2 separate regions of the Mus musculus genome follow, and region 1 is linked to region 2. A link is a loop called in an ENCODE intact Hi-C map of the cell type or tissue named here. Cell type or tissue: left cerebral cortex. All regions are shown on one strand. Links, peaks and the distances in the headings refer to the core of each region. The heading gives the core; the rest is flanking DNA.

Region 1 (16,088 bases), core at 3,054-11,053, 140 kb after region 2:
GAATGCTCTTCCATAGGACCGGGGTTCTATTCCCAACGCCCACATGGCAGCTCATAACTGTCTGTAACGCCAAGACCTGACACCCTCACACTGATATATATGCGGGCAAAACACCATAGCACATCAAATCAAACTAAACTTTAAAAAAACGTATTGTCTCACCCTGCGACTTAATAAAAAAAGTTTCTGAGCATCTGCTACGCTCCCCTTGTTCAGTCACGAATATAATTTGTTTGTGCTCTTGAGTAGAGTTGCTGTAGTCATTTTAAGACCATTCTGACTTCAACTTGTGTGTCATCTAAAGTCAGTCTCCATTGGTTTCCCTTTCTCTCGGCCATGTCTGTGGTGCAGTTTTCTGTCTGTGACTGTCCAGTGATTTGGGATTGTGATCGCTACAATCTTCGCAATGACTAACATATAGACTACAGTTTTTCTGTTACACTCTACTGGATTCTGGAAAGCTCGTTCCTGGGAAGAGAAAGGAAGTCACCAGATGAACTGACTCATAAGCACACCGTGAGCATCTAAAATCATATTAGGAAACTTAACGGACACAACAGACTGAGGAAAGGATGTAACTCTCTCACCTGGGCCCCCGCCAAGTGACAGAGAGACGCTTAACCCTGCAGTGGCCGATTCCACACCAACCTATAATATACCTGGTGTGTGCCTCAAGGACCAATGACTCCCCATCTGTTTCCGAAGCTTTGGCTCAGCTCCGTCTCCTGCTGCTGATGTGGCTATTCATCTGCTTGCCTGTCTACCTGTCTGCCTGCCCAGACCTCAGCAGCTATTTTTGCTCCAGACCTGATTCGACCTTTCACCTCAAGCGTCAACTCACTGTGTCTTGTCGGCTTATTCTTGGGTTTCTTTGGATTGTTTTCTCCCAGAGTTCATCAGTGTCATCGGTGACGAGTTAAACCAATATGGGTCACTCTGCTGTTAACAAACATGTGACTCCGGGTTCCCAATAAATATTTGTTGAATAAATTCAAGTACATACTTCATATTTCTAATTGGCCTCTAGGGGTCTCCATATGCTTAATAAGCCAGGATTGGGCTGATCCTCGGATTGTCTCTCCCCTACTCCCCGCTTCCAGCAAACCTGCTCTTCTTCAGGTGTCTGTCTGTTTGTCTGTCTGACTGTCTATAACTATATCTACCTATGTATGCCTGTCAATCATCTTCTTCATGTGTCTTGACATTTCCATTTGCACACAGGCCTTTCTAACGTGGCATATCAGAAACCAGCAGTTGTACCTCCCAGCTCTGCTCCTGGCTGGCCCTTCTGCACAGTTGGCCCTTCACATGGCCCATAATTCTTACCCAGGTTTCACCCTCAGTTGTTTTTTTTAGATGATTTCTTCCATGACTGTTTGCTATAAAATGAATATAATCCATTGTCTCCTTCTCCACAACCTCCCTGTTTACCCTCGCCTTTCTCTATCACATTGATTTGCGATCAATTACAGGTCTGCTTCCATTTCTCCCCCCCCCCCCCCAAAGCGTAAGCTCTCTGAGATGTGGCCTTTTCAGTGCTGTACCCCAGTCCTGAGAAGAGAACAGAGCTTGGAGCAGGTGTGCAATAAATATCTTTTAAATTAAATGATCATCGAAGTTACTTGAATGAAGAGGGAGAAGAGCTGGACGTAGTGGTGCACACCCTTATTGTCAGCATCACCAAGGCTAGGCCACCCTGGTCTAGATAGCAAGTTCCAGGCTATGGATACATAGTGAGATCTTGTCTAAGACGAAGGGGAATGGAGTTGAAGAGAGAGACAGAGACAGAGACAGAGAGACACAGAGAGAGAGAGACAGAGACAGAGATAGAGATGGAGACAGAGAGAGAGAGATCCTGTTGGGGAAGGAACAAGATCTTATAATATGGACAGAAGCCACACAACCAAAGGTCTAGGGAAAATTAATGTCACAGACACCACAATCCATAGGGAAGATGTAAAATATTCAGAAGACGGGCTGAGGAAGAAACTATAGTGGCCCTGGAGAGTTAGTGATTTGGTTGGTGACTTTGGGTATGATATTTATTTTGGTGATGTTGCAGAAGAAACCAGACCACAGCAGGATATGACACAAGCAGTCAACAGAGACACAGGGTCAGAGGCTGAAGGAAAGGCTGGCTGAAGCCGAGAGAATAGACTAAGGAGAGGCAAGAGTGGAAGTGGTAATCTCACAGGAAGAGCTCAGTCTTTGACTCTGAGCGGCAATGAAGAAGAAGGCTCAGCCTTCTGTTTCATGCACGGTCAGGGCTGCTACATATGGCTGATACTGTCTATGTCCTTTAGACCAGCTCTGGATCAACAGGAACCTACTGTCCTCCAAGTCACAAGCCCTGGAGAAGAGACAGGGTTTCCAACGTAATACATACGGCATGCCTCTGGCAGGGGAGTATCTGCTGGAAGGTGTCTTTTTCTACAATCTAGGGAAATGGCCTTATTTAGAACTCACTTGTTTTAGGTAAATAACAATGAGAATTTCAGTGAAATATTTCTTCTTCTTCTTCTTCTTCTTCTTCTTCTTCTTTTCTTCTTCTTCTTCTTCTTCTTCTTCTTCTTCTTCTTCTTCTTCTTCTTCTTCTTCTTTTTCTTCTTCTCTTCTTCTTCTTCTTCTTCTTCTTCTTCTTCTTCTTCTTCTTCTTCTTCTTCCTCCTCCTCCTCCTCCTCCTCCTCCTCCTCCTCCTCCTCCTCCTTCTTCTTCTTTTCCTTGAGACAGGGCTTCTTTGTGTAGCCCTGGCTGTCCTAGAATTCGTTTTGTAGACCAGGCTACCCTCAAACTCACAGAGATCTGCCTGTCTCTGTCTCTGCCTCCCAAGTGCTGGGATTAAAGGCAGGTGGCACCACTGCTGGGCTCTTTTCTTCTTAAACATGTTAGGCACATGTATGTACTGAACCATTGTACCCACCCTCTTTAAGAACTTTTTATTGACATCTCCAGTTGTACATGTTAATGAGAGTTCAATGTAGTCATTATCTCAGTCTGGTTTTTTGCTGCTACTTAACTCATTAATATAGTCTGGGTAGTTTACAAAGGTTGACAGTTCATTAAGTTTGTGATTCTGGAGGGTACGGAAGTTCAATTTCAAGGGCCTGAGTCAGGTGCTGGTCTTCTTGTTGATGGGACTTTGCAGAATCCTGACGTGAAACAGGACATCATGTAATGAGAAGGGCCCGTCCAGCAGAGAGGGTCAAACTGGCTTCTACAGACCAAGTGGAGCGATAATTTATAACTTCATTAGTTCATGAAGGTAGAAACCTCAAGGCCTAATCACCACCTACTAAGGTTGATCTTGTCCAATTCTTTACAACTTCCAATGGAAATTAAACTTCAACGTAAGTTTTGGTGGGGGCATTCAAAACAGAATCATATCTTTTCCGGATTTTCTAGGATGAATCTGCTCAACTTTAGATTCGTGCCAGAGGGGAAGAACAGCTACCGAAACTCTCTGTACAGTGGCCACCCTTCTTTGTGTAAAGCAAAAGGAAGAACAAATGTGTCAGCCACAGCCAGAGTTCCCCTTTCACATCAGATGCCTACACCTGGGAGCAGATGGGGTCAGTGAGAGGTGGGGGAGGGAGGGATGAGATAGGATTTCATGTGTGAAATTCTGCCTTACTGGAACTTACTAGCAGAGGAATAACAAAAGCCATGTTGTGCTGTTCTAGAAACTCCGAGGAAAGAGATGGGTGTAGGGATGAGTAATTGTCTATGGACTGGATCCATTAGGGAAGACAAAAAAGCTTTCTATAAACTTAAGAATCACAATCTTAGGGGTGGTAGCGAGGAAACATGACTGAGGAAATACAGGCTCGTTGAAGCTACCTTCTCTCTGCTGACGTGCTCTACTAGGGAGAGGAGGACTCTATGCTAGGATTAAAGACTCCATCTGTGTGCTGTGCTCTAGTAGCTGAGAATGGCGACGTGTGTGTCTTTGATAATAAAATAGAGATCCGGGTGGTCATATGTGGTAGCCCATGCCTATAATCCTAGCACTTGGGAGACGAGGACCAAATATTCAAGACTAGCTTGGTCTATATAATAAAACTGTGTTAAAATATTATATATTATTTGTAATGCTTTATTGTAGCTGCTTGTATTCTAATGCCAATTATGTTCCCCCCTAAGATGTTTGCATGTAGCTTCTGGAAACCTGCCTACAGTTGGTTCTGATAAACATGCCACCAGCCAACAGAGGACAGACAGGGGATTTTAGGCTTCCCCAGCATGGGGCCTGGGGGAAGGAGGAGGAAGGAGAAGGGAGATCAGCTATGCTGGGAGTGTACCATGCCTGAGAAGAGTGGAGAACAGAGAGGCGTAACCCCCATGTGAAGGAGCTCGGAATTATCAGTGGGAGGTAGTGGAGGTTAGGCTGTAGCCCAGCTACTGTGTTGTTTAAAGTATATTAAAATATAAAGGCTGGGTGTGGTAACGCACGCCTTTAATCCCAGCACTTGGGAGGCAGAGGCAGGCGGATTTCTGAGTTTGAGGCCAGCCTGGTCTACAAAGTGAGTTCCAGGACAGCCAGGGCTATACGGAGAAACCCTGTCTCAAAAAAAACCAAAAAAAAAAGGCTGCGTGTGTGTGTGTGTGTGTGTGTGTGTGCCTTTCATTTGGGAACATAAACCATTGAGGCAGGTAGTAAACCCACCATCAGGGTTTATTAATTTAAGAAAATTACTACATTTTGTAGCCTATAATGTCTTCAAATAGAATTTATTACATGATAGTAATATTTAAAATAACAATAGAGCTATCCAAGAACAATACACAAAAGAAAAAAATAGATCATCACTAACATCAGAAACAACAAAAGTCCATCCATAGCTGTTGCATCTGTTGCTTATAGACTGCTAAGGGCAGTTAGTTGATTTACATCAACTTATTAGATGAGAGTACAGGGGAATGTGACATTTTCATATTCTTCTACCATGTGTGACACACAGAAGGAAAGTGACTTGACCCTGGTTATTTTATAAGTCACGAGGAAAGATGGCAAATGAACATGGCTTCCTATGAACCAACCTAAAGACCACCAGGCACTCACAACACACACAGCTTCCTGGCTCGGTTGCATTCTTTTTTAACTTTAACCCCAGGAAAACATGATGGAAGGGGGGTGTCTCTCACAACTTCTTTTTTTTTTTTAAAGATGTTTCTTTACTCATATGAGTGGGGGCATGTGCCCTCAGGTGCAGGTGCTTGAGTAGGCCATAAGAGAACATCAGGGAATTATAGATGCTTGTGAGCTGCCCAACATGGGTACAAGGGAACTGAACTCAGGTCCTCTCCAAGAGAGATATGACACTTGACTGCTGGGCCATCCCTCCAGCCCAAGTGTCTTAGGGCTTTACTGCTGTAAACAGACAGCATGACCAAGAGCTCTTCTTATAAAGACAACATTTAATTGGGCCTGACTTACAGGTTCAGTCCAGTATCATCAAGGTGGGAGCATGGCAGCATCCAGGTAGGCATGGTTCAGGAGTAGCCGAGAGTTCTACATCTTCATCTGAAGGCTGCTAGTAGAATACTGACTTCCAGGCAGCTAGGATGAGGGTCTTAAAGCCTGCACCCACAGTGATACACCTACTCCAACAAGGCCACACCTTCTAATGGTGCCACTGCCTGGGCAGAGCATTCAAACCATCACGTCAAGCTTTCACCGGTTCTAACGTGTTTCCTCTGTGACAAAACTTACATCAGAGGCTGTCTTGCTTCCTGTGGCGACTATGGTCTACTGCCCACATTTGTCTTCAGAGTAAATGGCTTGAGTTTCCTAGCAGCAGGAGCACTGGCTCTTCACAGGAGCAGTCCATTAACTGGCTGATCTGGCTGATGGATTAGGAGTGGATGAGGGCTACCCCAGAGCTAGAGGTCCTTCTATGGAATTGCTTAGCGCTCCCAGAGCAACTGTCACCCCTCACCCTCCAGGGCTCACTCTCCAATGACCTGAAACAGAACTCTGAGTGAAAAACCCCATCAGGACCACAGAGAACCTCTCAGGAGCAGTGGTTACAGAAGATGAGACTGGTACTATGAAAGTATCTATTAAATAAATGTATTAGGGTCTCAAAGTAAGCCACGTGTCCTGTGTATATTTTAACAAGCCAAAGTTGTGAACCATATATGGTGGTCTGAAGGTTTAATGGTTGTCTTAGTTAGGGTTTTACTGCTGTGAATAGATACCACGACCAAAGAAACTACATTTAGTTTGGGTCGGCTTACAGGTTCAGAGATTCAGTCCATTATCATCAAGGTGGGAACATGGCAGGGTCCAGGCAGGCATGGTGCAGGCGGAGCTGAGAGTTCTATATCTTCATCTGAAGGCTGCTATGAGGGGACTCCCTTCCAGGCAGCTAGGATGAGGGTTTTAAAGCCCACACCCACAGTGACACACCTACTCCAACAGGGCCACACCTTCTAATAGTGCCATTCTCTGGGCCAGGCATACTCACACCACCACAATGGTTTAATGAAAGAATTCATCAAGCACATTGAAAGATCACAACAACAATCTGTAATCTGTAATAAACTGCAGTCAGGGCTGACTGTAGACGTGTGTAATCCTGCATTTATTTGGTTACTCACTTTTTATTAGTACTAGCCATGGTTAGTATGCGCATTTATTTTTTCCTTCCTCCAACTTCCCCCAAACTTCCCTTTGGCAAAGTTTCTACACTTTTGCCATCATTTAAAAAAAGAAAAAAAAAAAAAAAAAAAAAAAATCAGGCATCAGATGAAGCCTGGATCCTGACTGCCACCTAGTGGAAGTTTTGAATATTAATGCATCTAGTAATTGTTTTCAGTAAAATGTCTAAATATGGCCACATCAAGTTAAGAGCTACTGGTCAAGCCGGGCGTGGTGGCACACGCCTTTAATCCCAGCACTTGGGAGTCAGAGATAGGCGGATTTCTGAGTTCGAGGCCAGCCTGGTCTACAGAGTGAGTTCCAGGACAGCCAAGCTACACAGAGAAACCCTGTCTCGAAAAACCAAAAAAAAAAAAAAAAGAGCTACTGGTCTTGAATGTGTGAAACTGTAAAGCTCATTTTGATTTTTGAAAATATAGGCGTTGCTAAGGTCTTGCTATTATCTCGAGAGACTGCTTAGTACAGTGGATCTCAGCCTTCCTAATGCTGTGACCCTTTAATACAGTCCCTCTGGTAGTGACCCCCACCCCCTGACCAGAGATACTGAGGACCAGCCTCAGCTTGGGAGAGAGGGTCCTGAGGAAGGGATGTTTGGGAGCTGTGGAAGAAATGACTTGGAGTGTGCCATGGATGCAAGCTGATTCTCTTTGGAGATAGCTCTCTCTTGCACACTAAAGCCCAGTCTCTTATTTTACATAAGCTACTTTCTTAAGAATTGCATCTCAATCCAATCATTTACTCCAGGTTCCCTTTTGATTGGCCCATGAATCAGCATTTTATGACCTTAGCCCCTTGACTCAAAAGACAGGGCTGCATGGCTGAAGCTGCTTAGTTCTGCTGCTTGCCTTTGTCTCCTGGGATTAAAGGTGTGTACCACCCTGCCTGGGCCTAAGCTTTTCATGGTCACTGTTCCTCAAGATCTGGGTCAAAAGCCTGTATCCTTCAGCCTTAAGACCTGGATCATAAGTGTGCCCTCCATTTCTGGATTGTAGTTCATTCCAGGTAAGAGGATTCCCTCAGGAGCTGTGCTGCAAAGGAGCACAGTAAATCCACTTCCTTTTCTTTTATTTGGCTTTATGTGCACTAGTGTTTTATTTGCATGTATGTCAGTGTGAGAGTATGAGGTCCCCTGAAATTGGAGTTACAGGTGTGAGCTGCCATGTGGTTGCTGGGAATTGAACCTGGGTCCTCTGGAATACCAGCCAGTGCTCTTAACTGCAGACTAAGCCATTTCTCCAGCACTAGTAACTCCACTTTTAAAGACCATTTTAAGGAGGTGGTTAGGAGTACCGATTGCTCTCCTGCAGTACCAGGCTTTGATTCCCAGCACTCACAAGATGGCCTACAACCATCTGTAATTCCAGTCCCAGAAGGTCCTATGCCCTTTCGGCATCCATGAGCACTGCATTTATGTGGTGCAGACACTTGCAGGCAGAACACTTGTACATATAAAATAAAGGCTAAAAAAAAAATCTGAAACCATCCTAAATAATTCCTTCTACTAAGTACTCACACTTTTCTACCTAGCCTTCAAAGGGCTCCGAGTGCCCACTGCCTTCCCCACATCTTCCCTGCGGTCTGGCCCACCCTTCTGCTGTCCTCTGTTTCTGAGGACCACATATGTATTTGTACTCTCACCTTCTGTCTGTACTTACTAAGCAATCGCCCAGCATTTTCCTCCAGTCTCCTCCCATCGTTGCCAACACGTGTGCACAGGGACACATGGGAGGGGCAAACCTACTCCATCTTAAAGCAGAAAGAGCCTGAGTGCTTGACTTACAGCTGAACCTAAGCCACACCCAAGTACCAGGAAGGACCCCACGGCTTGTCCTTGGCCCGTACCCCAGAGTTACTCCCTAGCTACTTCCTAGCAACAGCCAGTCAAGATTAGTCTGATTGTTTGCGATGTACTTTCAGACCCTCTGTGATTGTTCATGGTTTTGCTTCAGAGCACCCACCTGTCAGCTTACAATAGTTATTCAGTGAGATGCTTGGCAGGCTGTAACCCCTCTCACTTGCTCGACATTTCCTATAAAACCTTGTCCCACTGAGGGCTTAAGGCTGCTTCACCCTCTGGTCCTACTGTGACAGGGTCTGCAGTGAGTGAGCCAGAACTGGAGCTTGAATGAGAGACCCTAGTGCAACTGCATTGGAGTCGGCTCCTTGGTGGTCTTTTGGGACACATGCACACACATACATGTGCATACACATGCACACAGGCATGAAACCATTCGAAATCTATTTTGCAAGGCTATAAGTAATTTCTCCATATTTTCATTTTGAAAATTATCAAAATGAAATTACAGGGAATTAAGAGATTTGTACCATGAACTGTTACACGTTCTCCATTAAATTCAATATCTGCTTGCATTTACTTGCCAGCACATCTATTGGAATCTACTAGCCTTGTGGGTCTGAGCAACTACTAGATCCTTGGACTTCCATTTACAGCTGACCATTGTTGGGGAGCTGGACTCCAGACTGTAAGTTGTCATAACAAATTTCCTTATTTCATAGAGTTCTGTGACTCTAGAGAAGTCTGACTAATACAAAGATCCAATCAACATTTACATACTTCATTATCATTTCTCCTTTTGCTTGTTTGGATCTTGAGATAGGCACTTGCTATTAGACCTGGAAGGCCTGGAGTACACTAGTCCAGGCACTTTTTAAATTTCAGTTGATTTTCCTCCCTCTGCCTCTGGTGTACTTGAGACCAAACCTTCAGGGTTCGGACTCCATCTTAGAGAACCTGACCTAAGGTTAAACTCAAGTAAACTAACAGGCCAGTATCTAGCACCAGTTTCCAGGCTACGCCCCCCCCTCCCCCCAACAAGTCCTGTGCCTAACACCAGTTTCCAGGTTACCTCACAACAAAACCTACATCCAACACCAGTTTCCAGGTTATTTCCTAACAAATCTACAACCCTGCGTTTGCACCCCCGGCCCCCAGTTCTCTTGCATCAGAGAGGGTGGTGAGGCCCAAGCTCGAGCTTGAACAAAAGAACCTAGTTCAATTGCATCAGAATCAGCTCCCTGGTGGTTTTTTTTTTGGGGGGGGGCTCATGAACATTTCCTGGCACAACAGAGACTACACACAGGCACCACCATACCCATCTTTTTAATCTTCTAATCCAAAACAGTCCTTACTCCTTTTAATAGCATTGCTTCCTTCTTTGTTGCTGTGATAAAACACCATGACCAAGGCAGCTTAACGATTTTATTTTAGCTTATGGCTCCGGAGTGAGTCTATAATGGCCGGGCAGGGGCAGCAGCAGGCCAAGGACATGATGGCTGAAGTATTTTGTTGTGAGCCGGCATCAAACTGCACATACAGCGCCGAGAGCTCAAATTTAAGTGGTGTGTGTGTCTTTAACCTCTCCAATCTGCACAAGGCAGGGAACACCTCTAAACTACTCCAAATGGCCAAGACGAAGGGAGGTATTTCTCATTAAAATTACATTACTCTTGAATTATTTAAGTCAAAAAAAAATCGCACATTCTGGATGGGTGTTTCTTTCCTCACGGACATTCAACACGTTATGCTTATTATTTCCTTTAAACTCAAAAGGGCTTTGATTATACTTCCTCAGAGGTGACAGTCACTTCATGTTGACTGTCACTCGGTCATAAACATGCATAAAGTAAGGTTGTCTCACAACTAGTGATGCTGAAGTTGATCGCTGGGTGAGCGATTGCCAGCTTTGACTCTAAACATCCTACCTTTCTCTATTTTCTTACATCACATGGCTTTTACCTACCATGGGTGATGCCTAAGCACCTCAAATGGTCACCGTTCCACTTCTATCACTCTATCTTTATTGGCTATATTTATTTTCTAAACAACAAAAAACTTCCCTTCTCTTGACTTCAAGGTCTCGCTCTGTAGCCTTGGCTGGCCTGGAACTCGCTATGCGGGCTCAGACTCAGATCCGCCGCCGCCATCTGCCTCCCTGTGGGACACAAGGCACCCGCCATCACTCCCAGCCCGTTCCCGGTACTAAATCTCATCAGGGCTGGGCAGAAAGGCTCGCGAGTTTACGCCGCAGGGAACCGGAGGACAACACCCACCACAGAGAACCACTCGCTGCCGCTCCCAGCACGAGGCGGAACTGACGTAAAACGAACATGCCCTCTGCCCCCGGCGCGGCCCAGACACGTCACTTCCTGCCCATCAGACCACACCCGCTCCGCCTTCCGAGGCTGCAATCGCAGGCTGCTGAGAGGGCGGCGAGGGTCATGTGACCCGGGCGCCATCTTTTCCACGAGAGTCCGTAGGTCTCGCGAGATCTCGCTCGCCTTGTCTCTCTCTCCTCCTGCCCGAGGCCGGCTTCTCTCCCCTCCCCCTCGCTGGCGGACTTTCTCCTTTTCCGACCGAGGCTCGTCGCGGCGGAAAATCTTTCCCGGCTGCAGCCGCCCCTGACGCCGCTCGCCTCGCCTCGCCTCCCCGACCCCTGCCCGCCGTCCCGACCCCAGCCCCACCCAAGGTAACGAGCCCCTGAGGGAGAGTCAGGCCTCCTCGGGCCTCGGGCTGGAGTGGAGGTGGAGGCGGAGGCCGGAAGCGAGGGCGCCGGCGTCAGAGCTGGGCCCGGCCAGGGCAGTGTGGGGAGGCAGCGGCTCTCGCACCCCCCAGTGGACGGCCCCGGCCTGCGTGGGGGCTTCCGGGACGAGGCGGCGAACGTGGCCGTCTGGGGGAAGCCTCTGTGAGGGTGCGGGGCTCGGCGGTTTCCATGGACGCGGAGGTCTGCGTTCCCTGGTGGGAGATGGTGGACCGGGGCTCCAGCGGGCTCGGGGAAGCCCGCGCGCGGACGGGAAGACTCGGCCGGGGTTCCAGGCTTCCGGTGGGCCGGAATGTCCCGGAGGTGTCCCCCGAGGACCCGTATGTTTGCCCCGCGGCCGCCCAGAGGGGCTTCTGGACCCCTGGCGACGCCGAGCTGCGTTGGGCGAGAGGCGGGTTTCTAGGATGACCTCCGTGTGAAGGAAGAGTGAGCGCTCCGAGCGGTTCCCTCCACCGGAGAGAAAGGCGAGGAAACGCCGAAGGTGTAGTTAACCGAAAACCGCTTCCTCTGACTGGGGGGAAGAACCCGTCCGTGCGAATTTTAATTTCTCTTGATTTTTGACTTTCTCAGCTTTTGAAAAGTATGTCGCAGTCTTTATTGACATACACTGTCTTCCTATGATATATGATACTTAAAGAAGAAGCAGGGTTTTTTTTTTTTTTTCTTTTTTAATAGCATGATTTTTCCGGGGGAACTCTTTCTGTGTAGAATTGACCAGCCGTATCTGCAGTCTTTAGAATTTAATTGCCTTGAAGTTTGTGGATTAGTTAAATATGAATAAAGTTAAAATGGTGATGAACGGAACTTGAATTTTGTAGCAAGAGTGATTTAAATTAGACAGGTCAGAGGAAGTTTTTTTTTTGTTGTTGTTTTTTTGTAATTTGATATTTGACTTGCCTTATGGGCCTTTATTTTCCTCAGATGTCAGAGGATCTAGCAAAACAGTTGGCTAGCTACAAAGCTCAACTCCAGCAAGTAGAAGCTGCCCTTTCTGGAAATGGAGAAAATGAAGATCTATTGAAACTGAAGAAGGATTTGCAAGTAAGTACAGGTGGACACTTGGAGTTGAGGTTGTTTGAGAAGAGGATTTGTCTTTTTCAAAGTATGCATTCAAGACTCGTAGGCACGCAAAGCATCTGAGGAAGGCGCTCCCACGTGTATATGCTTGTTTGTACACAGGTACTGAGGCTTCTCACATTAGCTCCTCTTGGTGTACATCAGAAGGAACAAAACACTCGGTTTTGTAAATCCTGTGTGTACTTACAGGATTTCATGAGAAGAGGCGTTGCAACGGAATAAGCTTTTGTTTTAAAAGACTTGACAAGGAAACTTAGTTCAAAAGGTAACACTATTAAGGGAGGAATATACAATCTGACTAAGATCCTTCTTATGACACAAAATTATCTGAAGATTAAATTCAGCCTTATTTTTCAAAGCTAATGGGGTCTATACTTTTATTAAAACCACATCGTGAGAATGTGTTAGGGAATAACATTCTGTATGGATGTTATAGGTATTTGACTTTAAGGCTGGGCTTTGTAGTTGTTGAGTGAAGTTGAAATAGTGCAAAAGAGATTAGCTTTTTCATGCCAAGTTTAGGAAGAACAAAACATCTAAGGACATGAACTGGGGTTTCAGGACAAATTTACATACCTGTTGCTTCTCAGAACACCAGGTTAAGAAAAGTACCATGGATAACTTGTAAATATCTTACATGGAAACTTTGTTCCTAAGAATGTCCTTCAAGTTCTGAACCCATACTTCAGCAGTTTTCAGGGTGTTTTGATGATTTCTTGCTTATTCTATATCCCATCTAAACAGTCATTCTCTTTATCTTCCTGATGACCATTAATACATTAGATGTTGCCTGCTGTATATGCACGCCTCTAATCCCAGCCCTCAGGACGCAGAGCTAGGCAGAGCTCTTGAGTGCCAGGCCATCCAGGGCTATAGAGTAAGACCTTGTTTCAAAAAGGACACGGACACACAAACACAAGCATTTCCAACTTTTATTTTTGGGCTTAATGCTTTTGGGATTCTGAAAGATCTTACCTGTAATTTAAAATGAGTTGGACATTTTCAAACTTGGGTTCTAGACTTACAATAAAGTATATGTTAAAAACAAAATAATGAAGGATAATTTTACTTTGACTAATACTGTTCTTCAGCCTATGGAGTGCATGTGCCATTCATTAGAGAGGGTTAGGAAACTTTCTCCCACACCCAGATCTTCTGTAAACCATAAGCAATAACCCAGTGTTTGTTTCCTGCCTGCTCATTTGATTTGTTCACCTGGACCATGAGTGGACATGAAGGTGAAGTGACAGAAACACACTAACCTCATCTACCTCTGCCGACTTCAAGTTTGTTTTCTTTGAAGAAGAAAAAAAAGCTGTCTGTGCTTCCTGGGAGTGGGATGAGAGGTCTCTGTAGAAATGGTAGAGGGGGAGTTGGGAGCCTAGTTTCAAACAATATTACTATCAGGTCTTTCTAAACATTTCCAGCGTAAATTATCTGTGGAGTATGGAGTTAGCTATCTTGATATGTAATCTATAATTGAAAGTATGATAGGGAGAAACCCTTATGGTAGACAGTTTTTACCTAAAAGGCTTACCTGGGCCTCAGTTAATAATGATCTGGAGGCCGGAGGTAAAACTACTTAGCATACACAAGGCCCTATAATTCAATTCCCAGCACTGAAAAATAAAGTCAACAAAACACAAAAACGCAAATCAGGTGGAGGTAGTAGGCAAATCTCTATGTGTTTGAGGCCAACCTGGGCTACTTAGACTTCCAGGCCAGCCAAGGGGACACTGAGACCTGGTTTCAATAAAAAAAGCAGACCAGTAATGACTTTGAAGTCATTGTTTACAAAGTCTCTTGTATAGCCAGTTAGAACAGCAGTGTGTGGTAGAGCTTGCTTCTGCCACGGTGAACACCATCTGGGTTTGCTCTTCACGCCACAGGCGCTAGCCACAGTAAGCAGACACTAGGTAATTAAAATTACCAGTGTCAGGGTACCTGAGCAGCTGATGTTTAAGTTTTTTGTTTTAAGTAACTAGAGTTGATTACATATTGGACAGTGCAGATACAGGCTTCAGTACTCACAGCACCTTAAGTAGTGGCAGGATAGAGTACTTTAATTGGCCAGTCTTCCTTATGGTTTACTCTTACTCTTTTATGAGAAGTTTGGTTTTGATTACAAGGTATGGCTTGAACTTAAAACTATTGGGAGATGGAAATCACTTCTTATGATGAGGTAAAACTACAGAAGGTGTTGAATGTGTGCTCCTGACCCTAGGTGTTTGCATTTAGAACAGTGACTTCTGTATCAGTGTGGGTCTCACCTCCCACCCACCTGCTCGCCCCTGTAGGGGAGATGGAGGTGTACATATATAAAAATGCCACTAGTATTTAAATCCTGTCTGATTAGATTGATTATTCAGCTTGTGGATTCTGCATTTTTTTTAAAGGGGGTATCATCATAATGGCTTCTATACCTTATGTTTATTTTCCCAGTAAGGTTTCAATGTTTCTGTCTTTCATACAGAATAATAAATTAGGCAACAAATTAATCTTTTAAAGTCCTAACTGCTTGTTTTTTTTTTTTCCTTTTTCTTTTTGACTTAGGAAGGAAAGTAGGTATAGTAAAATCAGGCTACCTAGCTCATTAGTTCCCTGGGCAGTCTATAGTAATCACAAAAATAGTCAATTTATTGGGCTGTATTGCTGAATAAACTGGTTCTAAAGGAGGCAGGGGTCAAGTCACTTGTCTCATATATTACAGTGGCTCTCTGCATCCCCGAAACGCCTTCCTTCAGTAAGCAGAGTGCTTGAGTGCACCCCCTTTGACCTGCTGATATGTAGATCACAACATCTGATGCTTCCTGGAATTGCCGATTACTGTAACTGCTGCCCATCTGTCAATGAAGGAGCAGTTTCAGAACTTGGGGGAGGAAAAGTAATTAATGGTATGTACCTTCAAGAACCCCCTCATACGTAAAGTAGTTCTTCTAAATACTTTGCTCCATATACACATGTGAAGATAAAAATTAAGAAGGTTCTTCATAAATTACTGGGAGGGACATGTAAGATGACAGTTAGTTATAGGACATCAGGAGAAAATTCTCTGGATCTTGTTGTTTACAAGAAGGGCCACCCTGGCACAGGGCTTTGAAAAATTATGCACAGCTTTTCAGGACTCTTTTCTTTGAATGTGTTTTGTTATGAATGTGGTGGGGAAATATTCTGTCATATAGGAAAAGGTAAATCAGACTGCATATTTGTGTTAAATATGTGGTCCCTGGGAGGAGATGCAGATATTTAGTGAAAAAGACTGGGCTCCTGATCGAGGCCCATCAGCTTGTATTCCTTGCTCTGAAGGTAGTTAACAGAACAAAATTGGTTAAAATATTATATTGTAGGAAACTCTCCTGCTTTATTTACATAGAATTGTCTAATTTGATATTTGAGGGCTGTAGGTGTGACAGTATCGGGCATTGCTGGTTTGCACAGACCCCGGTTCAGTCTTCAGTGTTGCAGAACTGATGATAGAAAGCTATGCATAGCTCCTATGACTTAGAAAAGGGGGAAATGGTGTCTACTTGGCTAAACTTAGAGATTTTTTTTAAATTAAATTTTCAACTCAAGTCTAGTTTGTTTTCTGTTTGATTCACAAAGCTGACCCTTCTTCAGGTATTTATTTATTTATTTATTTATTTATTTTTAAGGTACAAATACTAGTTTTTCAAAAGTAGCCAGGAAGATTTAGAATCTTTAGGAGAGGTAATATTTAACTTTTCTTGGCTACTGAACCAAAACAACCATTAGAAAACCCCAGTGTGTGCCAGAAGAAACTAAGAATTTAA
Region 2 (16,088 bases), core at 2,852-10,851:
GAACTTGCAGCTGGTATCATGGGTGTGTACCAGGCTTAGCTATCCAGTCTGTCAGTAAGAACAGGAAGAAAATATTTTCCTTTTTTTTTTTCTTGCCTTTCTCTAGATGTAAGTTCACGTGCACCCTTCCCCTTTCAAATCACACAGGGCAGGCCTTCCAGAGGCAGTGTGGGGCAAAGGTTAGGAACCAACGTCTGAGAGAGAAGCTCTGGGTGAAGTCCTAGCTTCTCAGCCAATAGGAGCGTGGGCAGCTTTGATAGCCCCTAAACTGCGAACAATGTCTGTCCTCTTAGGATAACTGCTAAGACACAACTGAGATCCTGGCTGCACTATTAACTTGTGTATTGTGCAGCTGTTCTGTTCATTCAGGTGAAGAATGGATAAATAGAACACAGCGTCTCTCCTGGGGAAGGAGGACACCGGGCGGATACTGAAGTCTAGGAATCCCCACAGGTCTGGTCTTGGCCGGAGGGCAGGCTATCCCCTGGGCCCGCCTGGTCCAGCCTAGCCTAGCCTAGCCTAGCCCAAGTTCCCTACTGCTTAGAAACTGGAAAAAAATGGTTCTTATTGGGAAAGAGCTCAGAGACTCAAGTCCAAGCCTTTCATCGGCTATAGCCCCACCCGACACCCACCCCCCATGCCCCGTGGCACCAACAGCTACCAAAGAAGCAGGCTGGACACTCCTTTGAGCTCCCGGAAAAGGCTGATGCACCAGCCTGGGCTGCCTTCCAACTTCCCCTGCAGCTTGGCCCATCACAGTCCTGAAGTTCTAGGTCTTTCCTTTTCTGAGTCTTCTGTTCAACTCAAGAGGAAGACACCAAAGACTGTCAGAAAACCCAGAGGATGTGACAGCTTCGTCTGGCCTCTCTTGATGTACTGGGGTTCCCGTGGTGAGGGCTGAAGACATTATCAGAGCACCCCACCCTCAGTGGGTTAAAGGTCTACAGAGTTTTCACAACCTGCTGCTAGGCCTACTCCTCTGTCAGTTTCTGAGAAAGGGGTCAAACACAACCCAAATTAAAACAACAACAACAACAACAAAACAAACACACGCAGGCATCCAGCCGGGACGAATGCTGTGGCTTCAGGCTCATCCCGCAAGCTGATCTTTCATAAAAGAAAACAAATAGAACCCCATGACTCTGGCAGCTGGCCAGGCTAAGAGGCTTCCAATGACCGAGGATCCCACCAGAAACAAGGCCACCTGTTTTTATTTAGAACTCTGTCCCCAGGGGCTGGGTTCTGCCCATGGCAGGGAGCTGCTGTTTTCAGCCATGTCTAGAAGGCTCTTTGTCAGGCTTTACTGTGTATGTTCTTTGTTTTTGGGGAAAGCCTGTCAACCTCCTACCAAGTCAGATGTCTAAGCCAACGGGAATGGAATAAGAAGAGAGAGTTGAAGAACAGCCATGAGCCCAGGGTGGCCTTGAACCAGCAGCTGGAGTCTTTGCACACTGGCCTTATACTGACAGTCATCCCCTAATTAATACTTTGCCCTCAGTGAGATGGCAGGGGGTTGGAGGGCTGCCCAAGCTCTGGTTTCTATCAGGCCTGGATGTTCACCTGTCTTCCCCTCCCCTCCCCTCATTTTACAGGCATCTAAGTTCCTAACGGTCAGTGAGTTGTACAAAGTACAACTTTTGGTTTTTTAGAGGAAAAACCAAAAGACCTCGTATGCTTACAGAAACATCCAGGCCTCTTAGTATCTCCGCTTCCTCTGGTACCAGAATCTACGGAAAGTACTGGAAAGCTGCAGGAGGCAGCCAGGTATGGTGGCACAAGCCTAGAACCCTAGACTTTGGAAGGAGAATCTTTTAAGTCAAGGGTAGCCTGGGCTATGTAGCAAGCCTATCTCCACCTCCACCCCCCCACCCCTAAAAAAAAAAACCATTGAGAATGGGGCTGGAGGGATGGCAGCTAGGGGCACTTGTTCTTCCAGAGGACCTGGGCCTAGGTTGGATTCCCGGTATCACACAGCAAATCACAACCCCCTGTAACTCTCGTTTCTGACTTCCGCAGGCAGGCACGTGATGCACATATATACATGCAGGCAAATACTCATGTGCATAAAATAAAACTCATCTTAAAACAAAAATAAAACAAAACAACCACAGGAAACCTGAAAGTCAGCTCTGAATGTCTTCAGGGAAACCCAAACCGATATTTCCCAGTTTCCCCGAACCTCCCAAGCCAGCGAATAATAATAATAATGCTATCTCTTACTTCCTCTTTTCTCCAGAAGCTACCCAGCATCCTGGGGCCCAGGGACTTTAGTTAGCTGTGTATGTGCAGGAAGAATGCCCACTTACTCTTGGATGAGCACCCCTGTTGGCAAGCGACAGCAGCACTCTGAAGAGCAGTGTTAGCCCCCTTATCGCACAGAGCCAGCCTGAGTGGGGATGCTGCGGGAGGGACAGAGGCAGCAGCTGGCAAGCACATACCTGGTCATAGGCTGGTCTGTAGGCGACGCTGAGAACGGGCTTTCCACACTGGCTGAGGAGGCTTCTCTCGCCTTCGATCTTCTCTTGTGAGGTGGGCTTCACATCCACACAGCACTCAGGATACTGTGAGTAGAAGGTCTCATACCCCCCTTCAGAAATAAAGGGATAAACAAAGTGTGAGCCAGGCAAAAGCACTAGATTCTCAGACTGTCAGGAAATATTCCCCCACCCCGCTGCATGAGATAAAAAACAGTGACAAACGCCCTAAAGTAATAATATGACTTAATAATAATAATACCAGGGCAGGTGAGATGGCTCAGAGGGCAAAGGCCCAAGGCCTGACGACCTGACTCCTCCCGAGAACCACATGAGGGAGGGAGAGACCAGAGAGACCAATCCTGCAGATTATCTGTGACACACGCACAGTCAATAAATAAGTGTAATTTTAAGAAAACTGAACAAAACCACTACTTTCAGAATTAAAAAATATACTTTACTCACATACCCCCTACCCCAACACACAGTTCTAAAAGTCTGTCATTAGGGGCTAGAGAGATGGCTCAGCCGTTGAGGACACTTACATCTCTTGCACAGAACCCAGGTTCCGTTCAAAGCACCTAGAAGGCATCTCACACGTGGAATTCAGGCTGGGGTGTGCGTGTGTTCAACACCTATTCTGACCTTTTCTGGGGTTCCTGTGCATTCATGGTGCACATACCCCTCAATCAATCAATCAATCATCAATCAATCAATCAATCATCAATCAATCAATCAATCAATCAGTTTTTAAAGGTCTCTCAAAGAGAGGCAATGATTAATGTTTTGTGTCTATCAGAAGTGGCTTATCTGGCATCTGGTAAATATTAACCATATCCTTTCAAAAAACAAAAGCTGTTTTTTTCCTCTCTTGTTTATGTAAACAAAAGTGTGATTATGCAAATTTTCTTTGATTTCTAAGACTCCATAACTGGCTTTTCCCCTAGCCTGTTTGCTCTAAGCAAAACTGCAGCTGTATCCTCTCCCACTCGTGACAGCGCTTGCCCTCTCTCACTGGAAAGGTCCTAAAGTCACTGACATATTCTTCTACAGTTCCGATGTGGTCATAAATCAAGTTAGTACATTCGAAACCAAATGGGAAATGCAGACTTCTGGACATGCAAGGATGCCGGTATTGTATTTCAACTCCCCCAATGGACGGCTCACTTAAGGGTTAAGGGGATGGGAGCATATGCCTATCATTTTAGCAGCTGGAGGTTGCTGCAGAGGTGGAAGAGGAGGAGGAAGAAGAGGAGTTGAAGATTGCCTCAAGAAAAAGAAAAAGAAAATGACTAGGTAACAGAAATGTATCCACATCAGAGTCCCAGGACCAGCAGGGAAAAGACAACAACTCTGCCCCAGAGGCCTTAGAAAGCCAAGGCCTTAGAGGTGGACTGGACATCCTTGCTTAGGAACCTTCTGTTCTTATAGAGAGCAACCTGAGGTACTTCAGAGAGGCCCCAGAAAACCTACTTGTCTTTCACTGGCCCCAAGGACTCACTTGCTGTCATGTTACTAGTTAAGCACACATCCTGAGACAAAGTCCTTTCTAAAACCTTCATTTCTCGTTTCCATCTTTTGGTACTGACTGCCCAACAGTGGAGGGCTTACTCCTGCAGTCAGCAAACGGTTACGGGATTACATGGCAGCCTCCAGCTCCCTCCCCGGAGCTGCAGCCAATTCCTGGGATGAGTCACCTTGTCATTCTGGCTTCTTTTCAGCTTCTGCCGCCCCTGTCCCCACTTAGTACTCCCCAATGGCCTCTGTGGTCACCAGACAGACAGCTCCCTGGCTCCCTGGAGAAATTTCTGGTCTTCCACACACGGTCATGTTCTCTGCCATGAAGACAGGGAGCCTGGCTAGAAGGGGTCTGGGAGTAGAGGTGAGGCCAAATGCAGCCCCTTACAGACTGATGCTAATCCACATATCCTTGGGGGGAATGGACTATTTCCTAGTCAATAAATCATAGGGTTAGACCTGTGTTCAACAGTTTGGGTTCCAGGAAACAAAATAAGAGGTTTGTAGGCATTTGGAGAAAAACTAGCCCAAGCACTACCAAACTAAAGGAAGAGAGGCCTTATAGGGCTGCCTCGTCTCTGGGCTTTAAACAGACCATTTAGAGATGGCGGGCAGGAGGGGCAGAAAGAGGTGTTGCTTACAACCTAACACGAAACGGGCAGAGCACACAGGGCTTGCCTCTTCAGGCTGGGGTCAGGAGATTAGGTCTCTGCCTTCCGCCCACTCCCATCGGAGGTGTGGAGACAGAGCATTCCTCTCTGCTGGCTCACTTGTGCCTCACTCGGATTGCAAGAGTGCTAGCAATTCCTCAGGCCGCTTCAACCTTCTCCAGAGTGAGTCTACTTTCAATCATCACTGTGTTGCCAAAGGAACAGAGAGCCAGCGCACAGGCACTCTATAGAAGCAAGCCCCAGCCACCTAACTGGTCTTCAGCATCTCCTTTCAGTGGGAGACGGAACTGTAGGAAGTATAAGGGGCCTGGCACCAACACCCAGCGCCACTAAATCAGAGCCGAATGCACATCTGGGGTGCTCTATTTAAGAGAAAGGGACTCTTTGTCACAGTTTGAACTTCAGTGGTGTCATAAGGGCAGCAATATCTATCAAATACCATAGGCATATCTCTTTCACGCTTAAGCTTTCACGGTCTGAATGAAGGACAAGACCCCACAATGCCAGAGCAACCGGCAAGGACATCTACCCTCTCCGTAACGGCTTTTCACACAGCCAGACTGGAAGCAGCCTAGTGGTTATGACGAAGGCACTACCATGCAGCAACACGGATGTCTCCAAGATCTCCAAGAAAAGAGGCAGGATCTGGTATGACATGGGCTCAATCTGTTTTTAAAAGCCATCCATGGGAGACACTATCCAAGAAGAATTCATTGGTGTTGCTTCTGGGGAGGAACTAGGTTTTAGGGTGGGCTGAAGACACACATCTCCTTAAACACCCTTGGGGCTATTCAGATTGTCACCTGGACACATGTTACCTCATTTTTTTAACAGTGAGAGAGAGACCGCTGCAGAGCTTAGAAAAGGCCACCCACCCTTGCAGATTCTGCAGCTGGGCTGCAGCAACATCCACCTGTTATCTCCCAATGGGATCAACAAGGAACAGTTAGCAAGAGGTGTTAATTAGCTGGGAAGCTACCCACTTGCCTTGGGATCTTCCTGGCCTACAGTGTGTGAAATTCCAACTTGCATGGCTTTGACACTGGGTCTTCAGCTCACTGCACCTGAATTCTGAACCGTAACAGAGTTCCTGGACAAGTCATCAGAGTTTTGGGGCCCTATCTGAGAGCTCTCTCCCCTGCACCCAGGCCAGTGTTCCCATACTTTTGAGGTTAGAAGGCAGGAGCAGTCACAGGAAATGACCCAGAAATCAATGATGTGGGGTTTGAGAGTAATCACACACCCACAACCGGAAGCCAAAGTTATCTCGACAGCAGGTGAAATAAGTCGGGCCTGCAGGCAGCTCTCGGAGGCCTAAAATCAAAGGCCTCAGAATCTCCTCTGAATCTTTGCAGCCTCTGCAGCACCTCTCTTAACTAGGTTGGCCGGTTGGTAGTCTCTGAGGATAATCCCCTGCTGGGGATGACAGGATGAAAGGGGTGGGAAAGCTGTCAGTTCCCAAATTAAGCTTGAGAACGGCCTATTTGGGGAGAGGAGGAGGAGGAGGCTGGAGGATAACAATAAAAAGCAATAAAGGGAGAGGAAGGGGAGGGACTTGCCAGGGTCAAAAAGGCAAGAGGCCCACCAAGACACAGCCTAACGTGCTCTAATTGTCTAGGCGGGAAGAAAGGGGACACCGCGGCGCCACTCTCCTGGGGGAGGGTCTCAACTTGTTTGATCGCGCTGATCTGTACAGAAAGGTTCCGACCCCCGTGGCCTGCCAACGGCGCCAATGACCAGCATGAGCTCTGGGCCCCCGGAACTATTAGGGAGCACCGCCCGCAGCACCTTCCCAGCCCACCCAACCCAGAGGACAGACAGGATGCCAGACGCTTTCGAGGAAAGGCGGGTGGGGAGAAGGAAGCCCTGGGCGCTGACGTGTTGCAAGGACCTCCCAAGCGCACGTCAAACCCCGGGGTGCATACTCCCGCAAGTGGTGACTTTCTCCGGTCCAGAGTTCCCATGCAGGGAGGTAACCCTGGGGCCTGGTAACACAGGGTGCAGGGGAGCAAGGGAGGGTGGCAAAGGGCAGTCTGCTCCCGGACGAACTCACCTTTAAGGAAGTAGACCCGCGGGCCGGCGGGCAGGCAGGCCAGCAGCGAGGTGAGCACGACGCGCGCGGCGCTCTCCTCCCGCAGCTTCTGCCAGTGGCGGCTACCCTGGTCCAGCACGACCACCGCCGCCACACCGCCGCCGCCCTCCTGCAGCAGCCGAGCGCGGGCCGCCTCGTCGGGCAGCACGTAGCGCGCCGACACCGCGCCGCCCCGGGCCCGCCGCAGCACCACCGAGTTGAGGTTGACGTTGAGCGAGCCGCGCACGCTCGACGCGGCGAAGGCCAGGTAGGGCCGGCAGTCGAGCACCACGCAGCGCGCCTCCGCCTCCTTGCGGAGCATCTTGCGCAGCTGGCGCCCGTCGAGCGACGTGACCTTCATGCCGCTGCCACCCAGCGGCCCGACGCTGCGCGCCCCACAGCTGCCAGAGGACGGGCGGGCCACCTCGCGGGGGCTGTGGCCTGCAAACGGAGCCCGGCGCGAGGGGCCGCGCGACGCTCTCCACGCCCCGCTCGCTGGGCTCCCGGCCCCGCCGCTCGCTGCCCCAGAAAGCTGGGGATTCCGCCGGCAGCGCAGCGTTTTATGTGAATGAGTGCGCGTCCTGTGACGTGAGTGCCCATATAAGGCCAAATATGGGTATTTCCCCGCCCCCTGGCTGACCACGCCCATGGGTGGAGCTTGCGGGCACCCGCCTCCACCCAAGGAGCAGGCTGGAGAGAGGGCGTCTTAGAGCGAGAAAGAGGAAGTGGCGGGCGATCGCTCCCTCTCTCGGGGGGCCCGGCGCCGAGAGACTCACTCACGCATCACCCCGGACTACCGGTGGAGTGTCAGGAACGCCACCAGGCCGAGGTGACCCACGCCGTGCGGGAAGAGGAGGTGACCGTGGCCGCGCTACGGAGCCCCTGGGGCCTCCCGGTGAATCCCGGATTCCGGTCGCTCCCGGTTGTGTCTGCGTTTGCAAGGAGATTTAGCCTCTGAGATGAGCCGAGATGCGGCGTGGCTTGGTCATCTTGATACTGGGGGCTTCTTTCTAACACGTTACCCCCACTTTTGTTACCTTTTAATTTTCCGTAATAAAAGTTCCTGAGAGTAAAAAGGAGGAGTTGTGAATGGGTGAGCCGGAGACGTCAAGTGGATTCTACTTCGGATGATTGACAGTCCCCTTTTGGCTCTCTCCAAAGATTGCTCTCTCCAATGTACCACCCGAGCTTCATAGTGAGACCCTGCCTCAAAGAACAAAACAAAACAAAAAGCCCCACCCCCACCCCCGAACAATACACCGACTCGGGAGCTCTGTGGTTCTGGGCAGCTTGTGGGGAGCTGTAAGGCTCAGTCCAGTTAAACTGTTGTCCGGGTGGCTTCTGGATTTGTGGGATTATGGTGGATAAAATGTAATCCCAGGCTGTCTGCCCCCGCTATTCTCTCGGGAGCTTCATGCTGCCTGCCCCCATTCCCGGAAAATTAAGTGTGATTTGTCCCCTCTGCAAGTATTTACTGAGGGCTCTGCTAGCTGTCAGGGCACGTGGGATGCAAATGCGTTCTGCCTACAAATCCTTTGCCAACTATTTCACTGTTATCTTTTCATGGAAAACAAAACAAACCAAACCCTTGCATCCATTTACAGCCCCCATAAGTGGATGAGATTTTTTTTTTTAAGGAGAAAGCAGAAATCACATTCTGCTATCCAATCAATCAGCCCAGCAACAATAATGGCTGGCATTGCTTCTGGGTCATATCTTCATTCAAGCAATCGATTCAATCACTGTATACTCTGTCCTGAGTATTCAGTGGCTGGCCTGTAATTTTAGCATCTTTGAGACTGAGAAAAAAATATCAAAAACCCGAGGCCAATCTAAGCAATATAGACGCCCGCACCCACCCCACCCCCCACACAAAACAAACAAACAAACAAAAAAACACCAAAGCTGTAGCTAGCAGGCTCCACCCACGTCTTTCATCTCAAGCCTCACGAAGAATACCCAGCACCGGCACCAGCCAGTCTTGTGTTAGACGCTTGGTAACACGGCTGGAAGCAGGACTCCAATCCATCAGCCCCAGCCCAGGGAGGAGGCCTGGTCCCATCTCGGGCCTCTGTAAGTGTCTGTGTCTGCACACCCATGGTGTGTGGGCTGTGGTGGAAGTGGAGAAAGTTTCTCAGCCGATGAGAGCTGAGACAAACTTCCAAGAATGAGTAGAAACCACTTGCTGTGAAGGAAACAACCCAGCCTGTTATGCCTGGAGGTGTTTGAAAGACTCCCCCTCAGAAGAGAGAAATTAACACTTCTGCAAACCCATGGTTTTGTCTTCACTTCATTGTGCTTCTGTTTATTTACTTTGTCAGTTTGCATGTGTGTGTGTGTGGGGGGGGGGGGGTCAGAGGTCAGTTTACAAGGGACCCTTTCTTTCCTTCCACCATGAGGGACCTACAGATCAAACTCAGCGTCTGAGGCTTCACCCACCATCCCCACAGCCCATGAAACATTCTGGGTGGCACCTTCTTCCTAGAGAGCTGCAGGCTGCCCTGAAATCATGATGCAGGTTAGGCCAGGTTGGAATGGTACCATAGAGGCACAGCCTAGTAACCCTGAGACCCTCACCTAGGACCAGACTGCCCCAATCTACACAGCAGAGATTGCTCCCCTGAAAGTTCAGCTCACGGTGGCTCACACTAAGGTCCTAGAATTGCACACCAGCCAATCTGGATTGCCCTCCTTCAAGAGGCATGAATTACATACCTGGAAGCTACAACAAAGAAAATATCCTGTCACCTTGTCCCACGAGGCCTGATGTCTCAGGCTACACACTGCCCAACCCATTTGTCTTTTCCCACTGGAGCCAATGAAAATGTGTCCCATTCTTAAAAACTAAAGAGAATTTGAGACATTTGGACCTTATGCACTGGGTCCTAGTGACCTGGTTGAATTACCATTTGAGGTCATCAGGGAAGTGGCTCTGTGGAGGATGGAGGCTTTATCTGAGAGTGGGAGTGGGATCCAGACTGAGGTCAGGGACAGGGACAGCAAGTTTTCATGGATAATCCAGGCCTGAGCCGGTAAAGACTTGCTTGAACTTGGCAGGCAGTGGTTACAGCTGGAAAGAAGTCACGTGAATGGGAGAAGATTTAGAAAGAAAAGGTCCAAGGGGATGTGATGGAGACACAGGGATGTGATGGAGACACAGGGATGTGATGGAGACACAGGGATGTGATGGAGACACATGGATGTGATGGAGACAAAGGGATGTGATGGAGACACAGGGATGTGATGGAGACACAGGGATGTGATGGAGACACAGGGATGTGATGGAGACACAGGGATGTGATGGAGACACAGGGATGTGATGGAGACACAGGGATGTGATGGAGACACAGGGATGTGATGGAGACACAGGGATGTGATGGAGACACAGGGATGTGATGGAGACACAGGGATGTGATGGAGACACAGGGATGTGATGGAGACACAGGGATGTGATGGAGACACAGGGATGTGATGGAGACACACGGATGTGATGGAGACACACGGATGTGATGGAGACACAGGGATGTGATGGAGACACAGGGATGTGATGGAGACACACAGGGATGTGATGGAGACACAGGGATGTGATGGAGACACACAGGGATGTGATGGAGACACACAGGGATGTGATGGAGACACAGGGACGTGATGGAGACACACAGGGATGTGATGGAGACACACAGGGATGTGATGGAGACACACAGGGATGTGATGGAGACACAGGGACGTGATGGAGACACAGGGATGTGATGGAGACACACAGGGATGTGATGGAGACACAGAGATGTGATGGAGACACAAGGATGTGATGGAGACACAGGGATGTGATGGAGACACACAAGGATGTGATGGAGACACACAGGGATGTGATGGAGACACAGGGATGTGATGGAGACACACAGGGATGTGATGGAGACACACAGGGATGTGATGGAGACACAGGGATGTGATGGAGACACAGGGATGTGATGGAAACACAGGGATGTGATGGAGACACACAGGGATGTGATGGAGACACACAAGGATGTGATGGAGACACAGGGATGTGATGGAGACACACAGGGATGTGATGGAGACACACAAGGATGTGATGGAGACACAGGGATGTGATGGAGACACACAGGGGTGTGATGGAGACACACAGGGATGTGATGGAGACACGAGGGATGTGATGGAGACACAGGGATGTGATGGAGACACAGGGATGTGATGGAGACACACGGATGTGATGGAGACACACGAGGGATGTGATGGAGACACACAGGGATGTGATGGAGACACAAGGATGTGATGGAGACACAGGGATGTGATGGAGACACACAAGGATGTGATGGAAACACAGGGATGTGATGGAGACACACAGGGATGTGATGGAGACACACAGGGATGTGATGGAGACACACAGGGATGTGATGGAGACACACAGGGATGTGATGGAGACACAGGGATGTGATGGAGACACAGGGATGTGATGGAGACACACAAGGATGTGATGGAAACACAGGGATGTGATGGAGACACACAAGGATGTGATGGAGACACAGGGATGTGATGGAGACACACAGGGGTGTGATGGAGACACACAGGGATGTGATGGAGACACGAGGGATGTGATGGAGACACAGGGATGTGATGGAGACACAGGGATGTGATGGAGACACACGGATGTGATGGAGACACACGAGGGATGTGATGGAGACACACAGGGATGTGATGGAGACACAAGGATGTGATGGAGACACAGGGATGTGATGGAGACACACAAGGATGTGATGGAAACACAGGGATGTGATGGAGACACACAGGGATGTGATGGAGACACACAGGGATGTGATGGAGACACACAGGGATGTGATGGAGACACACAGGGATGTGATGGAGACACAGGGATGTGATGGAGACACAGGGATGTGATGGAGACACACAAGGATGTGATGGAAACACAGGGATGTGATGGAGACACACAAGGATGTGATGGAGACACAGGGATGTGATGGAGACACACAGGGGTGTGATGGAGACACACAGGGATGTGATGGAGACACACAGGGATGTGATGGAGACACAGGGATGTGATGGAGACACACAAGGATGTGATGGAAACACAGGGATGTGATGGAGACACACAAGGATGTGATGGAGACACAGGGATGTGATGGAGACACACGGATGTGATGGAGACACACGAGGGATGTGATGGAGACACACAGGGATGTGATGGAGACACACAAGGATGTGATGGAGACACAGGGATGTGATGGAGACACACAAGGATGTGATGGAAACACAGGGATGTGATGGAGACACACAGGGATGTGATGGAGACACACAGGGATGTGATGGAGACACACAGGGATGTGATGGAGACACAGGGATGTGATGGAGACACAGGGATGTGATGGAGACACACAAGGATGTGATGGAAACACAGGGATGTGATGGAGACACACAAGGATGTGATGGAGACACAGGGATGTGATGGAGACACACGGATGTGATGGAGACACACGAGGGATGTGATGGAGACACACAGGGATGTGATGGAGACACACAAGGATGTGATGGAGACACAGGGATGTGATGGAGACACACAAGGATGTGATGGAAACACAGGGATGTGATGGAGACACACAGGGATGTGATGGAGACACACAGGGATGTGATGGAGACACACAGGGATGTGATGGAGACACAGGGATGTGATGGAGACACAGGGATGTGATGGAGACACACAAGGATGTGATGGAAACACAGGGATGTGATGGAGACACACAAGGATGTGATGGAGACACAGGGATGTGATGGAGACACACAGGGGTGTGATGGAGACACACAGGGATGTGATGGAGACACACAAGGATGTGATGGAGACACAGGGATGTGATGGAGACACACAAGGATGTGATGGAAACACAGGGATGTGATGGAGACACAGGGATGTGATGGAGACACAGGGATGTGATGGAGACACGAGGGATGTGATGGAGACACAGGGATGTGATGGAGACACAGGGATGTGATGGAGACACACGGATGTGATGGAGACACACGAGGGATGTGATGGAGACACACGGATGTGATGGAGACACACGAGGGATGTGATGGAGACACAGGAATGTGATGGAAACACAGGGATGTGATGGAGACACACAGGGATGTGATGGAGACACACAGGGATGTGATGGAGACACAGGGATGTGATGGAGACACAGGGATGTGATGGAGACACAGGGATGTGATGGAGACACAGGGATGTGATGGAGACACAGGGATGTGATGGAGACACAGGGATGTGATGGAGACACAGGGATGTGATGGAGACACAGGGATGTGATGGAGACACACGAGGGATGTGATGGAGACACACAGGGATGTGATGGAGACACACAGGGATGTGATGGAGACACAGGGATGTGATGGAGACACAGGGATGTGATGGAGACACAGGGATGTGATGGAGACACAGAGATGTGATGGAGACACACAGGGATGTGATGGAGACACAGAGATGTGATGGAGACACAAGGATGTGATGGAGACACACAGGGGTGTGATGGAGACACACAGGGATGTGATGGAGACACAGAGATGTGATGGAGACACAGGGATGTGATGGAGACACAAGGATGTGATGGAGACACAGGGATGTGATGGAGACACAGGGATGTGATGGAGACACACAGGGGTGTGATGGAGACACACAGGGATGTGATGGAGACACACAAGGATGTGATGGAGACACAAGGATGTGATGGAGACACAAGGATGTGATGGAGACACAAGGATGTGATGGAGACACAAGGATGTGATGGAGACACAGGGATGTGATGGAGACACAGGGACGTGATGGAGACACACAGGGATGTGATGGAGACACAAGGGGAGCAGGACCTCATGGGAGGGTGACATCCAAGTTTTTAATCAATAATCGAGTGAATGGTAGTGCCACTGCAGATCCTGCAGCTTCAGGGTTAGGGAAGGACGGAAGGTCGGGAATGAGGGAGGCATAGACACACTAACAAGTTAGAGCTTGTCGTGGCCCCCTCCTGTGAGGGGTGTCTGGTAAGCAGAGGGTGGCCTAGGAAGCAAGGCACTAAGTTCTTGGTACATTATTTCTTTTCTTCCCAGGACCTGCGGCTGCTTTGTAGGTCTGTCTTCTGACCTGCCCTCCTCTGTCATGCCACAAGGACTGGCTGCACCAGCATAGCTTGTTGCTCCATACAGCCCTGTATTTAAAGGCACGCTCCAGGATTTTAATCCTATGCACTAATCTGGAAAGGCTTAAGACCCTACATTTTAAATTTACAATCGGATCCCATCAATTACATAGCCGATGCTGCTCACAGTCGGAATTAAAGAGCTCTGCTACCCTTTCCCGACCCCACAAGTCTAGTATTCTGTGTGACCATTTCCAAGCCTTTTGGGTTTCTTATCCTCGGTGGCTGTAGTTTTAAGAATGAATTTGAACAGAGGGCCCACCGGCTTTGTCTCAAAAACCTCGATGGCCTGCAGATAGAGAAAAAAAAAAATCCAAATTCCACTGGGCATGGTGGCGTGCACCTTTAATCCTAGTACTTGGGAAGAGGCAGGCAGTCTCTGTGAGTTTGGGAGGAATCTGGTCTTACACAGGGAATTCCAGGCCAGCCAGAACTTCAAAGGGAGACCCTGTCTCAAGCAAACAACAAATCGATTTGCCATCTGAGCTTCTTTTCTCCTCCTGTCCCTGAATAATCATCCTTCAGCCCTGCACAGCTCTGACCACTGTTGCACCTCTAAGAAACCACAGCTTAGGGGGCTGGGGAGATGGCTCAGTGGGTAAGAGTACCCGACTGCTCTTCCGAAGGTCAGGAGTTCAAATCCCAGCAACCACATGGTGGCTCACAACCATCTCATAACGAGATCTGACTCTCTCTTCTGAAGTGTCTGAGGACAGCTACAGTGTACTTACATATAATAAATAAATAAATCTTAAAAAAAAAAGAAAGAAACCACAGCTTAGTTCTCCCCTCCCCCAGCCCGATGGACTCTTATCACTCCTGCCACACTCAGAGCCTATCTGACGTCCTGAGTCTCCCTCCCATGGTGCCTGTCAGGTCAGGCTGTCTCTAAGGCACTCAGAGAGCAAGTTGGTAGCAACAAAAAACAAAAGCCTGGGACACTGGGAAGGTGGAGAATCCCTAGCCCACAGCCACAGGTCTCAGTGGAAGGGGAGGAGGCGTCTTGTACAGGAGGGGCTTAATGGTGTAAAAACCATGACTGTCCACTGTGGCTTCGGAATGGGATGAGGGTGTACTGAAGGCAAAAAAAAAGTTTACCACGAGGCTGGATCTTGTCCCGTTTATTATTTTCTTCCTCGTGCCAGTTATCTGCAGAGTAAGCTTGTATTTTCTGAGGGCTTCCAGCCTTTGTCGGAGCCTCATTCTGTGTAGCTCAGTGTCCTGGACTTGGAAGACCTTTGGCAACATCGTGGCTCTCTCACATCCCTAGGTGGGCCAGGCAGATGGGGGGAATGGATTAAAAGGTGTGTCCACGGTGCAGAGCTCGGAGCAATCCCGAGGTGAGCCCCAGTCCTGGGAAGATTCATTTGCCTTGGCTATCAGCTAATTCACTTGTTTGATTCTCCTTGGAAGAGCAGTGTGTGCTCACCGAGGAAGTAAAAAAAGTCAAAGGCAAAATGTGTGGGGTTTTGTTTTCAACTTTTTATCACATGTATTTATTTACCGGTGTGGGGGACAGCATGTGTGTGGAGGTCTCTCCTTCTATCGTCTGGCTCTTGGGGATTGAACTCAGGTTGTCAGGGTTGGTGGCAAGCACCTTTACCCACTGAGCATCACTGCCTTTCCTTTGTCTTTATGATGCAGCTTCTTCAAGCTGGCAGATCCGGACCTGATACTCGCTTCGATCTCAGAAGGAACAGGAACTGCACTAAGAACCAAAGATCTGGATTGTTGTGGGGTCCCTGTTGCCCCTTGTTTCATTTTTACTCTACTGAGTCTATTTACAGTGTCTGTTTTTTCCCTCCCTGTGACAGTCCCACCTGTCTTGTCCCCTGGATCTTAGAACTGAACAAGGACAACTCACTCCAGGATAGAGAAGGCAGCTGTATCGCTTTGTGAAGTGGCTTGTTTCCTTAGAACCATACTGACTTACTCGCTGTACACGAGACTTTCAACAATTGTAGCTCCGCAATCCTAACACCTTCACCTTGACCTTCTCTCTCCTGTTAGGAAATTGTGCCAAAGGTCCTGTCTTACATCGGTACAGGTATGCTTCATCGTATCCCACTGCCCAAGGAGTAAGGCTTCTTAGTGGCATCTTCTAGCATAGTCCACATTGGCCCTTAGTAAGACCGTT

The links. Hi-C counts contacts between places; a loop is a spot of excess contacts. Peaks named below come from ENCODE experiments on the same cell type or tissue, not always from the same donor. Only the 100,000 strongest peaks of a DNase experiment are listed, where the experiment ranks them.
Region 1: it touches region 2 in a loop (2.6-fold over the local background); 5 of 42 quality-filtered maps call a loop at or near these places.

Annotation. Positions count from the first base shown.
Region 1 is chr19:53,385,476-53,401,563 of GRCm38, reverse strand. Smndc1 (survival motor neuron domain containing 1) reads left to right here and starts at 10,930. Exons shown (of 6, transcript NM_172429.3): 1 at 10,930-11,148; 2 at 12,142-12,261. The coding sequence starts at 12,142. In left cerebral cortex, for the core only: a CTCF peak has its summit at 6,780 (motif pointing left); DNase peaks (open chromatin) are centred at 6,807 and 10,847; H3K4me3 peaks cover 1,275 bases; H3K27ac peaks cover 1,020 bases.
Region 2 is chr19:53,520,325-53,536,412 of GRCm38, reverse strand. Dusp5 (dual specificity phosphatase 5) reads right to left here and starts at 7,268. Exons shown (of 4, transcript NM_001085390.2): 1 at 6,717-7,268; 2 at 2,439-2,587. The coding sequence starts at 7,095. In left cerebral cortex, for the core only: a CTCF peak has its summit at 7,089 (motif pointing left); DNase peaks (open chromatin) are centred at 6,146, 6,599, 7,363, 8,846 and 4 more places; H3K4me3 peaks cover 4,229 bases; H3K27ac peaks cover 3,028 bases.